Regions from separate parts of the Homo sapiens genome. Here region 1 is linked to region 2. Evidence: read pairs that join two places in POLR2A ChIA-PET (ENCODE). Cell type or tissue: GM12878. All regions are shown on one strand.

The links. Peaks named below come from ENCODE experiments on the same cell type or tissue, not always from the same donor. Only the 100,000 strongest peaks of a DNase experiment are listed, where the experiment ranks them.
Region 1: POLR2A ChIA-PET joins it to region 2 with 5 read pairs; 1 of 35 experiments calls an interaction of 5 or more read pairs at or near these places.

What each region holds. Positions count from the first base shown.
Region 1 is chr3:5,150,482-5,152,981 of GRCh38, reverse strand. The region is part of intron 1 of ARL8B (ARF like GTPase 8B); the gene reads right to left. Among named protein-coding and RNA genes, the nearest start is that of ARL8B, 29 kb to the right of the region's middle. In GM12878, no CTCF peak of the experiment used is centred here; a DNase peak (open chromatin) is centred at 1,166.
Region 2 is chr3:5,297,603-5,300,102 of GRCh38, reverse strand. No RefSeq gene overlaps it. Among named protein-coding and RNA genes, the nearest start is that of MIR4790, 49 kb to the right of the region's middle. In GM12878, no CTCF peak of the experiment used is centred here; a DNase peak (open chromatin) is centred at 1,452.

The sequences.
Region 1 (2,500 bases), 150 kb after region 2:
AACCAAAGGCACTGAACAGAAAACAAATAATTAAATGATTATTTGAACTAAATACTATGTTTAAACTAAGTCTTAAATATCAATAATTACATTAAAAGGCAATGGTCTAAACACATCAATGAAAAGACAGAAACTGTCAAAATGTATTTTTTTAAAAAGACCCAACCATATGTTGTCTTCAATAAACCCAGATTTTGTCTAGGCACAGTGGCTCATGCCTGTAATTCCAGCACTTTCAGAGGCCTAGGAAGGAGGATCACTTGAGGCTAGCAGTTCGAGACCAGCCTGAGCAACCTAGCAAGACTCTATCTCTACAAAAAATTTAAAAATTAGCTAGGTGTGGCGGCACGCGCCCTTAGTCCCAAGCTACTCAAATGGCTGAGGTGGGAGGATTGTTTAAGTCCAGGAGTTGGAGGTGGCAGTGAGCCTTGATCACATCACTGAATTCCAGCCTGGCAACAGAGCAAGAAGAAAGAAAAGAGGAAAGAAGAGAAACCCACTTTAATATAATTTAGGGAGAGGTAAGTTAGAAGTAAAAAGATAGAAAGACAAACACCATGCAACCACTTATCACAGAAAGCTGAAATAATTATTTTAATATCAGAAGAAAAAGCCGACTTCAAAGCAAGAAAATATACCAAGGATAAAGAGGGACATTACATAATAAAAGGATGAATTCACCAAGAAGAAGGTATAACATCCTAAATGAGTATGCACCTAACAAAACTTCAAAACACATAAAGCAAAAATTGATAGAATTGAAATAAACCCACAATTATAATTAGAGATTTCAACATTCCTCTCATGTTAATTGATAGGGAGAAAACCAGCAAGGATGTAGAACTTACCACAACAACCAACTGGATCTACCTCACAGTTACAGAACATTTCATTAAAAAAGAATACACATTCTTTTCAAATGCACATGGGAACATTCACTCAACCATATTCTGAGCCACAAATCAAAGCTTTGCCTGGGCACAATGGCTCATGCCTACAGTCTCGATACTTTGGGAGGCCAAGGTGGGAGGATTCAAGACTGGCCTAAGTTACATGGCAAGACTCGGTCTCTACAAAAAAATTATAAAAATTAGCCAGACGTGGTCGTGTGAGCCTGTGGTCCCAGGTACTCAAGAGGCTGAGGCTGACGTGGGTGGACTGCTTGAGCCTGGGAGGTTGAGGGTGCAGCCAGCCGTGATCACACACCACTGCAGCCCAGCCTGGAGGAAGACAGCAAGATCCTATCTCCAAGGGGGGGGGTGGGGGGAGAAAAGCTTCACAAATGTAAAAGGATTCAAGTCATACAAAAATCATACAAAGTATGTTCTTTCACCATAATGGAATTAAACTAGAAATAATTAATATAAAGCTATCTGGAAACAACCAAATACTTGGCTATATAATCTATTGGTCACAGAAGGAAGCCTCAAGGGAAAATAAAAACATGTTGAACTAAATGAGAAACATGTCAGAATTTGTATAATGCAGCTAATCAGTGCTCAGAAGAAAATTTATAGACTCAAATGCTTATATATTTTAGAGACAGGGTCTTGCTCTGTCGCCCAGGCTGGAGGGCAGTGACATAATCATAGCTCACTGCAGCCTCAGACTCCTGAGTTCAAGCAATTCTTCTACCTCATCCTCCCAAGTAGCTGGGACTACAGGCACACTTCACTATGCCCAGCTTCAAATGCTTATATTAGAAAAGAAGAAATGTCTCAAATTAACAATCTAAGCCCCCCATTTAAGAAATTAGAAAAAGAGCAAAATAAATCCAAAACAAGCAGAGGGCAATGGTAAGAGCAGTAAATAATACTGAACACAGAAAAACTTTGAAGCAAATCAATGAAACCAAAAGATCCTGATTCTCTAAAAAGATAATTAAAATTGATAAACAAAGGAAAATAAATAAAAATCACCAATATCAGTAAGGACATCACTACAGACTCCACCGACATTAAAAAAGATAAATAAGAGAATACTATAAACACGCTATGCTCATAAATTCAACAACTTTGATGAAATGAACCTATTTCTTGAAAATCACAAACTACCAAACACACTGGAAGAAAAAACGGCCCTCTCTCTACTGAAGAAATTGAATCACTAACTTCAAAGCTTCTTAAAAAGAAATCCCGGGACTAGAATTATTTTCCTGCTGAATTCTACCAACTATTTTATTTTATTTTATTTTATTTTGAGACAGAGTCTCACTCTATCACCCATGGTGGAGTGCAGTGGAGCAATCCTGGCTCACTGCAAGCTTCCCCTCCCGGGTTCAAGTGATTCTCCTGCCTCAGCCTCCTGAGTAGCTGGGATTACAGGCATGTGCCACCACGCCCAGCTAAGTTTTGTATTTTTAGTAGAGACAGGGTTTCACCATGTTGGCCAGGCTGGTCTTGAACTCCTGACCTCAAGTGATCTGCCCACCTTGGCCTACCAAAGTGCTGGGATTACAGATGTGAGCCACCATGCCTGGCTCCAAACTTTATTTATTTAT
Region 2 (2,500 bases):
ATCATGAGAAGCCTCAGTTTTCCTAGGGCTATGACAACAAAATACCACAGACTGCGTGGCTTAAACAACAGAAATGTATTTATTTCCTCACTATTCTGGAGGATAGATTGTCCAAGATCAAGGCATCAGCAGGGTTAGTTTCTCCTGGGGTCTCTCTCCTTGGCTTGCTTAGGCTTGGCTTAGGCTACTCCTAAAATCTGAAGCCCATTCTTTCTGAGACAGCCAAGTCTAAAGGGGTCCCCAGAGAAACTCCGACCAGCCTACACACCAGGAGAACAGGGTGGAGCCACAGAAGTTCACACCCTTTGCAGCGGGAAGGAGCCTGGCCTCTCTTGTTGGGGATGGAAACTGGGATTCAATCTGTCAGATGGAAACCAGCTAGCAGGACTCTTGCTTTGCTGAAAGTCCCTGTTTCCCTTTTTTTTTCCTTTTCACCAATAAATTCCATTTTTCTCACCCTTCAAATTGTCTGAGAGCCTAATCTCTCATGGCCATGTGACAAGAACCCGACTTTTAGCTGAACTAAGGAGAAAGTCCTACAACATTTCCTTGACCAGGGGAATTTTTTAATTCCTAGTTCAAGCCATCACAAGATTCAGCATGAAGCTCTTCTTTCTGCTAATCCCCCTCAGACCTTATAGGCCAGCCTTATTCCAAAAACCAAGGTTCTACCCTGTCAGGTTGATTTTATCACTGAACCTCTGCCGTGATAATATCCCTAATCCCTCTACAGACCTGCTTGCTTTGATCTTTCCGCTGATCAGCACCACCAGCTCACTCATCAGGCCTTTGATGTCTCTATATTGCAAACGCATTTCACTAGACTTGGAAGCAGAAAAGCAAAATCAGTAGAAACACAGAGTAACAAAGTTGTCAGGAACACATGTAACTTCACACATCTGCACTGGCCTTAAATTATTGATTTGGTTAGGTTATTATTCACACATTTTAGCTTGAGTACTTATGCTGTTCTTGCTGGGTTTTATGGCTCAGGGAATATATTTAGAATTAAAACATCCTGTCCCAGAACACTAAAATTCCTAAAACTAAAAATGTAGAAGTTAGCATATGATAAGAATCGTTGGGAATTGAGATGCAGTGAAGACCATAGACTTTGGTCTTCAGAGCTCCCTTTATTCTGTATTACATCAGAATTGTCAATCATCCATGGGGGGAAAAAGCCCAGCTGATTTATCTAGGACCTAACCAAAAAGTTGTGAAAATTCTATTTTCTTTATGCTCTATGATAAATGTGATAGAGAATAAAGGGAGAATAGGAATCATAAGAAAAGATAGAAAGGTAGGTACAGAGGTTGCAGTGTTGGCAGAATCGTGACCAGCCCTAAGCATATGATATGTATGAACTGATGGAGCTTGAGAGCTCTTTGAATGACAAAAGTGGCTTCTAAATAGCAAGAGAACAGAGATCGTTTCTTTTCACTTATGAATCATCACTACCTAGACTTCTACTTCCTCATTTTGAGTGTTCAGTTATAGCACTTGAGCGAGATTTTCTTTGTCTTTGCAACTAATCCTATAACTTAAATAGTCTATTACCAGGTAGTGGTAATCTACCACAGACATGACATCAAAGCTCACCTCTTATTTAGGACATGAGATTACATGTTAGCTCTTTGTTAAGTCCATCTGCTTTGACATGCAATTAAATGGATATAGATATATGTATATATATTCAAATGCATATTCAAATATACATTTCATACATGCATCAAATTTTGATGAAGCATCTATTCAACTACTATTTATAAAGCAACTCCAAAGTTAATATACTCTAACGTATATGTTGGTAAGTTTTCTTTATGCTCTTGCTCTTTCATTAAAACATTCCTTTTAACTCACCCTGATCCACAGCCCAGAGTGGGAACCTCAGACCCCTACACATCACTGGAGGCTTGAAGATAGCTTCAAGAACACGAGAGCTCCTTCTCTTTGCTCCTGGTTTGCACTACCAAGTCTCATTTACAAGTGAACTTTTCACCTTTCTAAGCAGTTTGAGTTCATCAAAGGAAAATCCCTACTTTGTAGTTCCAGCACACATCTGAGCAGCAGCCAGAAGGTTCTTCCCACTCCCTCCAGCTCTCTCCTATAATACACACTAGGGTTTTCCCTCTGGAGCTGAAATAAAACAGCTCTCTCTTTACTCCAGCTCTTCTTTATCCAAATCAGGAAGTAGTGTTGCTGCATCTTATTATTTTCATTGCAGCTAGCCCTTATTCCAGTCCCAGTATCTTCTCCATTTCCCTTCCTCAAAAGGTGGTTAAACTGGAACATAATACTGAAGTGAGTTATCAGCTCAGGGCCTTTGGTTTAATTTAAATCCTATTTTAAATACAAAATACTTCAATTAATGGTAACGAATCCCTTTAAAAAGAATCAAGGCTGGGCAGCATGGTGGCTGACACCTGTAATCCCAGCACTTTGGGAAGCCGAGGTGGGCACACATGTAATTCCAGCTACCCGGGAGGCTGAGACATGAGAA